Regions from separate parts of the Homo sapiens genome. Here region 2 is linked to region 1. Evidence: read pairs that join two places in POLR2A ChIA-PET (ENCODE). Cell type or tissue: CD4-positive, alpha-beta T cell. All regions are shown on one strand. Links, peaks and the distances in the headings refer to the core of each region. The heading gives the core; the rest is flanking DNA. Region 1 holds the start of LOC105371574 (a long non-coding RNA gene). Region 2 has its middle 8.5 kb from the start of TRW-CCA2-1.

The links. ChIA-PET counts read pairs that join two places held together with the same protein. Peaks named below come from ENCODE experiments on the same cell type or tissue, not always from the same donor. Only the 100,000 strongest peaks of a DNase experiment are listed, where the experiment ranks them.
Region 2: POLR2A ChIA-PET joins it to region 1 with 6 read pairs; 5 of 35 experiments call an interaction of 5 or more read pairs at or near these places.

The regions. Positions count from the first base shown.
Region 1 is chr17:19,460,693-19,466,071 of GRCh38, forward strand. It overlaps LOC105371574 (a long non-coding RNA gene), which reads right to left and starts at 279. Exons shown (of 3, transcript NR_188341.1): 1 at 11-279. RefSeq lists enhancers at 1-28, 29-575, 2,216-2,761. In CD4-positive, alpha-beta T cell, for the core only: no CTCF peak of the experiment used is centred there; a DNase peak (open chromatin) is centred at 2,669; H3K4me3 peaks cover 427 bases; H3K27ac peaks cover 2,248 bases.
Region 2 is chr17:19,513,956-19,519,334 of GRCh38, forward strand. No RefSeq gene overlaps it. Among named protein-coding and RNA genes, the nearest start is that of TRW-CCA2-1, 8.5 kb to the left of the region's middle. RefSeq lists an enhancer at 4,871-5,379. In CD4-positive, alpha-beta T cell, for the core only: a CTCF peak has its summit at 339; no DNase peak of the experiment used is centred there.

The DNA of each region.
Region 1 (5,379 bases), core at 162-5,161:
GCTTATTTACCATCACTGCAGAAACCACACTCAATGTGTAAGAGGCGGGGTCCAAGGCGGCAGACCTCTGCTGGACTTCTGTGATCCCTGCTACTTTCTGGCAGGGGCACACTGGGTTCAGAGACTTGTCCTACATTCAGTTGGCAGTGGGACCTTGGATAGGTCATCCTCTCTGAGCCCTAATAAATTCACCAATAAACTGGAAACATCTCCTGATTGGTCACGGGTGGAAGGTCAGTGGGATGGAGAAGGATGACTGTGGGCAGCTGGGAGTACTTCCCTAGAGGGAGCCAAGTGGGCAAGCAGCCCCAGCATGATGTCACAGATGGCCCATTGTGACTTATATTTAAAATTTATATTCAAAAGGGAAGCAGAGCATAAAAGTTTGGAAATTTTGCAGCTTGAGCATGTGGCAGAAAAAGTAAAAGCACTATCAGGGGAAGAATTAAAGCAGGCTGCAGAATAATCATTTGCTAGAGAAATTTGCATAACTGAAAGGGAGCCAAGTGCTAATTAACAGCCAAGACAATGGGAAAAGGGCCTCAAAGGCATTTCACAGACCTTTAAGGAAGCTCCTCCCATCACAGGTGCAGAGGCCTAGAAAGAAAGAATGGTTTTATGGGCCCAGCCTGAAGTGTGCCCTGTGCCACTTAGGGAGGCTCCAGCTCCAGCCATGGCTCAAAGGGCCCTAGGGACAGCTTGGGCCACAGCCACAGAGGGTGCAAGCCATAAGCCTTGGTGGCTTCCATGTGGTGTTAAGCTTGTAGGCTGGCAGAGTACAACAGTGAATGAGGCTTGGCAGCTTCCCCCTAGATTTCAGAGGATGTATGAGAAAGCCTGGGTGCCCAAGCAGAAACCTACAGCAGGGCTGGAGCCCTCAGAGAGAACCTCTACTAGCACAGTATTGCCCAGCCTCAGGTATTCCTTTATAGCAATGCAAGAATGGCCTAACACAACCAGAAAGCCTCAGGACCTTTGGCCAACAAGCGAATAGAAACTAGTGTGTGGGACAGAGCACCATGTGGCAAACACCTGAGTAGAAAGAGAAAACCTCCGAAGAGGTGGAATAGTGGAAATGTGGGGTTGGAGGCCCCACACACAAAATCCCCACTGGTGCACTGTTTAGTGGAGCTCTGGGAAGGGGGGCTAATGTCCTCCAGGCCCTGGAATGGTAGAGCCACTGGCAGCTTGTACCCTTGTGCCCAGAAAACTGTGACAGGAGCGACGGGAGCTGAACCTTGCAAAGCCACAGGGGCGGAGCTGCCCAAAGCCTTGGGAGTCCAGACCTCATGCCAGTGTCCCTGGATGTGGGACATGGAGTCAAAGGAGATTCTTTTAGAGTTTAAGTTTTTTTTGTTTTGTTTTTGTTTTTTGTTATTTTGAGACAGGGTCTTGTTCTGTTGTCCAGGCTGGAGTGCAATGGTGTGATCTTGGCTTACTGCAACCTCCACCTCCCAGGCTCGAACGATCCTCCCACCTCAGCCTTCTGAGTAGCTGGGACCACAGGTGCACACCACCATACCCAGATTATATATATATATGTATGTTTATATATATAATATATATGTGTATGTTTATACATTATATATAATATGTATAATATATGTGTGTGTATGTTTATATATAATATATAATATTAATATTATATGATATATTATATATATAATATTATATATATGTGTGTGTGTATATATATGTAGAGATGAAGTTTAGCTATGCTGTCCAGGCTGGTCTCAAACTCTCAAGCTCAAGTGATCCACCTGCCTCGGCCTCTCAAAGTGCTAGGATTACAGGCATGATCCACCATGCCCAGCCTGGAGCTTTAAGATTTAATGACTGCCCTACTGAGTTTCTGACTTAATTGGAGCCTGTAGCCCTTTCCTTTTGGCCAATTTCTCCCTTTTGGAACAGGAATGTTTACCCAATGCCCACTTCCCCATTGTATCTTAGAAGTAAATAACTTGTTTTGATTTTACAGGCTTATAGATGGAGGAAGGAAATGAGTCTCAGATGAAACTCTGGACCTGGACATGGGACTTTGTGTTAATGCTGGAATGAGTTAAGACTTTGGGAGACTATTGGGGCCAGGCATGGTGGCTCATGCCTGTAATCCCAGCACTTCGGGAGGCCAAGACAGGTGGATCACTTGAAGCCAGTTGGTCAGACCAGCCTGACCAACATGGTGATACCCCGCATCTACTAAAAATACAAAAATTAGCCAGACACGGTGGCGCATGCCTGTAATCCCAGCTACTCGGATTGCTGAGGCATGAGAATCACTTGAACCCAGGAGGCAGAGGTTGCAGTGAGCCAAGATAGTGCCACTGCACTCCGGCCTGGGCAACAGAGTGAGGCACTGTCTAAAAAAAAAAAAGACTTTGGGAGACTATTGGGAAGGCATGATTGTATTTTGCAATGTGAGAAGAATATAAGATTTGGAGGGGCCAGGGGCAGAATGATAGAGTTTGGATGTTTGTCCCTGCCCAAACCTCACGTTGAGATGTAATCCCCAATGTTGGAGGTGGGGCTTGGAGGGAGGTGCTTGGATCGTGGGAGCAGATTCTTCGTGGCTTGGTGCTGTCCTCGTGATAGTGAGTTCTGCTGAGGTCTGGTTGTTTAAGTGTGCAGCTTCACTGGTGCAATGCTTTCTCTGCTTCTGCTTTCCCCATGTGACATGCTGCTCTCACTTCCCCTTCCACCACAAGTAAAAGCTCTGACACCTCCCCAGAAGCTGAGCAAATGCTGGTGCCCTGCTTCCTGTACAGCCTGCAGAACCGTGAGCCACTTAAACCTCTTTTCTTTATATTAGGTTGGTGCAAAAGTAATTTGCAGCTTTTGCATTAAGAAAAAGTAGCAAAAACTGCAATTATGTTTGCACCAATCCAATAAATTGCCCAGCCTCAGGTATTCCTTTATAGAAATGCAAGAATGACCTAACACATCCAGAGAGCCTCAGGACACCTGGGCAACAGGGGAATAGAAGCCAGGGTGTGGGACAGAGCATTGTGTACTGAACACCTGAGTAGGAAGAGGAAACCTCCGCTGGGTGTGGTGGCTCATGCCTGTAATCCCAGCACTTTGGGAGGCTGAGGCAGGTGGATCACCTGAGGTTGGGAGTTTGAGACCAGCCTGGTCAACATGGTGAAAACCTGTCTCTACTAAAAATACAAAAATTAACCAAGCGTGGTGGCGCATGCCTGTAATCCCTGCTACTCGGGAGGTTGAGGCAGGAGAATCACTTGAACCCGGGAGGTGGAGGTTGTGGTGAGCCGAGATCATGCCATTGCACTCCAGCCTGGGCCACAAGAGCCAAACTCCATCTCAAAAAAAAAAGAAAAAAGAAAACCTCCAAGGAGGAACCCTGTAGAAAACTGCAATGTGACACGTGTTCACTGCACGTGGCACAAGCCGGAGAAGAAAATGTAAATAAAGCCTAGGAACAAAAACTCAGAGCCCTAATGAGTAAGTTTGGATTTGCAGGAGAGGGGAAAGACACGCTTGGCACTCACAGCCTCACTGAGTACATTTTCTCCACCTAAGTGAGTCCACATGTTAATTTACTCATCGGGGAGCAGCCAGCACAAAGCCTGTCCCCCCCAGTGATATGAACACCCTGGCCAGGCACATGCAGCCAGCAGTGCATCCTCACTGGGACCATATCCATGGCTCCTGTGCTCTGCGACTCTGCTCCTGCCTGGGTAAGGCTTCTGTCCCCACAAAGACCACCACTGTTCTGCTTTTCTCCCACTCTGGGTAAGTTTTGCCTATTCTGGAACCTCCTATTCATGGGCTCATACAATATGTTCTCCGTTGGGAACTATGTTCTTTTTGTGCAGCGTGAGGCTGTGTGTGCCAGCGGTGCTTTTATTGCTGAGCAGTGTTCCATTGTGTGCCTGACCACAGATTGCTTTTCATTCTGCTATTGGTGGAATCCTGGGATATTTCCAGTTTGGGGATACTATGAATGAAGCTGCTATGAACATCCTTATACGAATCTTCTGGTGAAGTCATCATAGAATTTGGAGACCAAGTTTTTGCCATCATTTATTCGGAGCCTAAAGGACCAGACGAAAAACCTGCCCAGGGTCACACAAGACTGAGAAGCCCAGTAAAGCACTCTCTGACGTCAGCGACTCAGGTCCTTTGGTCCTGTGCCTGGCTTGGACAGAGTCAGGCTTGTTCAACACTCTCTCCCCATCACCTCAGGTTCCCCATATCCCATTTACAACATCAGGATTAGCTCCCAGGCTTCTGTGGGGTGAAGAATGGGGACTGGTTTTCCTGTTTCACTTTTAGCCTGGGCTTAGGCTATGAGCAGGTCAGAAAGGGGCAATGAGGCTGGTTGCAGTGGCTCATGCCTGTAATCCCAGCACTTTGGGAGGCCAAGGCGGGTGGATCACCTGAGGTCAGGAGTTCAAGACCAGCCTGGCCAACATGGCAAAACCCCATTTCTACTAAAATACAAAAATTAGCTGGGGGTGGTGGTGCATCTCTCTAATCCCAGCTATTGGGAGGCTGAGGCAGGATTGCTTGAACCTGGGAGGCGGAGGTTTCAGTGAGCTGAGATCACGCCACTGCACTCCAGCCTGGGTGACAGAGCGAGACTTCATCTCAAAAAAAAAGTGGGGGGGGGGTGGCAAGGAGAGCAATGAGATCATATTTCCCATGTGCTGTGTGAACACTGGTGCTCTGTGAAAGGGCCACATACGCAAAGCAGCCCCAAACGCAGAAGGAGCTGAGAAACCAAAGAACAAGGCACACACATCCAGTGTGTCAGCAAAGGGTGGTTTATTTGGGGAATTTAAGGCAGAAGCATGGTCTTGGGTGACAGCAAGACAGGTGTCCACACTCCCAGACCCAGGGCTTGTACACCATGGAGAAAGTGTGCATTGCTCTACAGAGACAATGGCAGCAATCCAGAGCAGGCAGGAATGCTGTGCATCATAGCCTAGAATTTGTGTGATAACATCAGGGTTGACACGTTCTCACACTAAGGACAGGAAATTAAGTCCAGGCCCTTTCATGGAACACCAGTGTTCCATGGTGTTCCTGATTAAGTGTAGGAATCAGGAGGCATTCCTGGGACTGGAGCTAATCAGAGTCAACACGGCAGGTTTGCAGCCCAAATGGTCACTTTGTCTCTGCAGTTGGTGTCTCCCTTCCCTTCTGAGTCTCATTAACCCCATGTGCAAATGAAGGGGATTAAGGTCACTCTGGGGCTCATTCTGGGCCTAATGGTCTCTGAGGTTAACCATCCATGATGGGTAAAGTGAAGAGGGGTGTCTTTCCCCTCTGCTTGCTCCAGTCACTTGGCCCAGAGGCCCCCCTCCAAGTGAGCTCCAGGAGGGCTCCTGCATACTCCTCTCCCAGAACACAGCT
Region 2 (5,379 bases), core at 224-5,223, 53 kb after region 1:
GAGGCCATCACAGGCCGCCTGGCTCTTGTCAGGCCCTCCTGGTGGGGAGATTTTGACCACAGTTAGCAAAGGATAGAGCAAAGGACAGTTTCGCTGTCTAAAAAGCAAAATCTCAGAACACCGGCAGAGGGCGCAAACGGCAAGCCCAGGAATCACAGGGACGTCACTGCGAACATCTTTTTCCTCCAACATAGAACTAATTAACTTTGTGCTTGGGTATTCTCTAAAATAATTTCTGGAAAACCATGTAACCCTTGTACATTTTCTAAGTGGGCATAAAACATTTTCACCATAATTAAAAATAGTTGCGAGGGCTGGCATATCGCAAATAGTAACATTTAAAAATAAAACGATTACATCATTGTTTTAAATATATCCAATGACATATACACAACACAATTTGATACTGTCACCCATTTTTTAAAAATACATGAACAAGTTCTTCCTTAACAGTCAGAATCATTCATCTTTCCTTTTTCTCTTCATATTTCCGTTCCTTCCCCCATCAATTTGTAATATACTTTTATGCTGAAAGTCTTTTATTTACCACTCTACCATGACTCTTGCCACAAAAATACAAATGTAAATTGAAAATTAAAATGTCTCATTTCCTGAGACCTTCAAAGGCTAAGTATTAACAATTTTTCTTTGGGATAGAATTATCACTATTTTAAAAAATATTTTTTGGCTCCCTCAAATCATGGGAACTATAATTAATATCAACACAGCATTGCTACAAACAACACAAATATATTACACATCTTGATAATGTATTATGAGGTTTTGAAGTTGTCAGACTGCCTCTTTGGCACCTGACAAGTGTTTCCACCTTGGAGCAATGTGAGGTACAATGTAGGTGAGAAGGTGTCTTTCTTTAGTGACAAATACACTGAGAAGAGAAAGGAGAAGGCAGTTTTAACCAGAAACTTGGGAATCTGGAACAGTAGTTGCTTTTTTTTTTTCTTTGAGATGGAGTCTCACTCTGTCGCCCAGGCTGGAGTGCAATGGCATGGTGGCATGATCTCGGCTCACTGCAGCCTCTGCCTGCTGGGTTCAAGCAATTCTTCTGCCCCAGCCTCTCGAGTAGCTGGAATTACAGGCACCTGCCATCGTGCGCAGATAATTTTTGTATTTTTGTAGAGACAGGGTTTCACCATGTTGGCCAGGCTGGTCTTGAACTCCTGACCTCAGGTGATCCACCTGCCTCTGCCTCCCAAAGTGCTGGGATTACAGTCATGAGCCTTAAAACTTTCCTTGTCACACACAGTATTCCCTTGTCACATACAGTATTGACTACTCCAGTTTGAAGATGCGGTCAAAACCTGCTATGGAGAGACTGGGAAAGCTGACCGAGCCAGTGGCCCACTGGAGGGACCACAGCAGAGCAGACGGAGCAATAACATTCCAGATGCTGGGGGAGGAGCACACCCCAAGGTCTTTGCATGGCCCCGGAGTGCTGGGCCAGATGTCACTCAGCCAAGTCAACCCAAAGGAAGCCTGGAGACCGAGTCACAGGTAGAATCTGTGCAAAGGGAGGAGTAGACATTTTAAAAAAGAAAAAGAAAAACGCAATTTTCCCAAATAGCTTTGTTACTTTTTGACAAGGAATAACAGAACACCCGTGAGTAGGTAGTTTTTCTGTTTAAAAAAAAAAATTTTTTTTGAGACATAGTTGCGCTCTCTCACCCAGGCTGGAATGCAGTGGCACCATCTTGGCTCACTGCAACCTCTGCCTCTCAGGTTCAAGCGACTCTCCTGCCTTAACCTCCCGAGGAGCTAGGATTACAGGCGCCCACCGCCACGCTAATTTTTGTATTTTTTAGTAGAGACGGAGTTTTGCCATGTTGCCCAGGCTAGTCTCAAATTCCTGACCTCAGGAGATCTGCCTGGCTCGGCCTCTCAAAGTGCTGGGCTTGAGCCACCACTCCCGGCCTGTTTTAAATGTTTTAACTTGGGTTAAAGTGTTTCTATTTTAAGTGTTACATATGTCTATAGTCTATTTAATTGCCTTACTTTGCAATAAGACACTGAAATAATTTATAGCTCTTTAAACTCCACTTTTAGGGGCTGGATACAGTGGCTCACGCCTATAATCCCAATGCCTTAGGAAGGCCAAGGTGGAGGGATCGCTTGAGGCCTGGAGTTCAAGCCTAGCCTGGCCAACATGGCAAGACTGCTACCCCCAACTATTATTATTCTGAGACAGGATATCTCTCTGTTACCGAGGATGGAATGCAGTGGTGCCGTCAGAGCTCACTGGGACCTTGAACTCCTGGGCTCAAGGAATCCTGATGCCTCAGCCTCCTGTCTGTCTGGGGCTACCAGCATGTCCACACCTGACTAATTTTTGTATTTTTTTGTAGCAATGGGGTCTCACTATGTTGGCCAGGCTGGTACGGACTACTGGCTTCAAGTGATCCTCCAGCCTCAGCCTCCCAAAGGGGTGAGATTATGGGTGTGAGCCACCCCACCTGGCCTAGTTATTTTTTAATTAAAATTATTATTTAAATAATATTTATTTTTATTAGTGGCTCCGGAGTGCAATCCCAGAAACTCAGAAGGCTGAGGAGGGAGGATTGCTTGAACCCAGGAGTTCAAGACCAGTCTATCAACATAATGAGACCCAGTCTCTACCAAAAATAAATAAATAAATAATTAGTCGGGAGTCTAAGTTCCAGCTACTTGGGAGACTGAGACGGGAGGATCGCTTGAACCCAAGAGATCGAGTCTACAGTGAGTGATGATCGCACCACTGCACCCCAGCCTGGGTGATAGAGTGAGATCCTGAACCAAAAAAAAAAAAAAAAAAAAAAATAGAGATAGTTTGTACTTGAATGCAACTTAAGTCCCCTACTTGTTGAAGACCGCCCATGATTGTCTGGTCTTAGACATTTTGAAATGGGATGAAATGTATGTGCCTTAGCAGAAAGAACAAGCTTTAAAGTTAGACATATTTACATTTAAATCCTGGTTTGACCAGTTGCTTTTACATAAGCCTTAGTTTTCTCACCTATGAAGAAATAAGAATAAGAGATAATAATGCCCATTGTGATTTTTTTTTTCTTTTTGGTGAGAATCAAATGAGAATGTGTTATAGGGCCTGGCAGTTAGGTGTTCAAAACTGGGGGTTATTCTTGTGGTGATGCTGAACAGGGCTGTCTTTATACTTCCATTGCTCTGAGGGCCAGGACTTCTGGGGCCAGCTCTTGCCCTAAATTCCTGTGTGACCTTGGGCAAGTCCCATTTTCCTCTGAGGCCCAGTGACCCCATGTGTCCAATGCAAGCTGGAGAGGCCTCCAGCTTTGACACTCTCGTGATAACTCTCTACAGCCTTGCTGCTTAGAAGGTGGGCCTCAGACCCGCAGCAGAGGAGGCCTGGGAGTAGCTGCAGACTCTCAGACCCCACCCAGACCTACCCCAGACTCTGAATCAGCACCTGAACAAGGTTTCCAGGTGATTCTCATGCACGTTGCGGCCGAAAAGATTCTGCCCAACTGTTCCGAATTAAACTGATTTGAAGTACCTTAGTTGACGAACCAAACCACCAGAATGATTGGGAATTTAGACATTTTGTTGACTCTAGGAATTAGGCATATCCTGACAGTTTAGAGACATTACTTTTCATTTCTGACTCCTCACATCTGAAAATATGGAATTTATTCATTCTGAATGTTTTATTTCTGGGGACAGCAGGTGCTCCCAGTGCATTTGCTGAATGAGTGATGAGCTGTGTATGGAGTTGGATATTCCTGTCTTTTGATTATCTGTTGTTAAATGATGACCTTTTGTTCCCACTCTGTTTCTGGAATCAGGCAGAAGTAATTTCCAGTCCCCTATCTGCCACTGATTAGCCATTCAGCTCCAGGCAAGTTACTTAAACCATTTGAACTGCAATTCACCCATCTGAAGAAAGCAAGTAATAACCCCCTCTAGGATCCTTGTCAGGATTATGAGGTAATGGCTGAAAACACTCAGCCCAGCCCTAGAATATGGCAGCTGTTAATGATATTACAAGAAGGAAATGTCATTACATCAAATAGTAGGTAATGGACAATGGTATTACATTATTATAGTTGTCATTGTTATTAATATCTTGGGGACAGATTCAAATGGAGCTATAGGACAAAAAGTGCTTCTGGGCATTCTCCCTCAGTGATCAGATGACACCCAGGTTCCTGGAAGATGGTTCCCTCCAAGGTCTTTGATATTACTTCTGGTCTGGTGTCACACTTGGTCCACAGTGGCCCCTCACAGGCATGACCAAGCAAACACTCTTCTCCAAAGATGGCTTACAATCTGAGAGTCCTTGTACTTCTTACAAACATAGTCCCTCAGATGACTCCAAGTGGCCTTTGTAGTTGCACAGAGCTTTCTGGACTGGAAAGATGGCGGACAGGATGTTCTCCTACTTTTTATTTTATTGATTGATTGATTGATTGATTGAGATGGAGTTTCGCTCTTGTTGCCCAGGCTAGAGTGCAATGGTGTGATCTCGGCTCACCGCAACCTCCTCCTCCCGGGTTCAAGTGATTATCCTGCCTCAGCCTCCCGAGTAGCTGGGATTACAGGCATGTGCCACTATGCCCAGCTAATTTTGTATTTTTAGTAGAGATGGGGTTTCTTCATGTTGGTCAGGCTGGTCTCGAACTCCCTACTGTCTCATGCATCCATGTGACGAGACCACCAAACAGGCTTTGTGTGAGCAACAAGACTGTTTACTTCACCTGGGTGCAGGAGGGCTGAGTCCGAAAAGAGAGTCAGCAAAGGGCGGTGGGATTATCATTAGTTCTTATAAGTTTTGGGATAGGCGGTAGAGTTAGGAGCAATGTTTCGTGGGCAGGAGGTGGATCTCACAAAGTACATTCTCAAGGGTGGGGAGAATTATAAAGAAGCTTCTTAAGAGTGGGGGAGATTACAAAGTACATTGATCAGTTAGGGTGGGGCAGAAACAAATCACAATGGTGGAATGTCATCAGTTAAGGCTATTTTCACTTCTTTTGTGGCTCTTCAGTTGCTTCAGGCCATCTGGATGTATACACGCAGGGCACAGGGGTTATGATGGCTTAGCTTAGGCTCAGAGGCCTGACACCTACGTCAGGTGATCTGCCACCTCGGCCTCCCAAAGTGCTGGGATTACAGGCTGAGCCACCATGCTTGGCCCTTATTTATTTATTTATTGAGACAGGGTCTCACTCTGTTGCCCAGGCTGGATTGCAGTGGCACAATCATGGCTTGTTGCTGCCTTGACCTCCCGAGCTCAAGCAATCCTCCTACCTCAGCCTCCTGAGTAGCTGGGACTAGAGGCTCATGACACCATGCCTGGCTAATTCTTAAATTTTTTTGTAGAGATGAGGTCTTACTATGTTGCCCAGGCTGGTC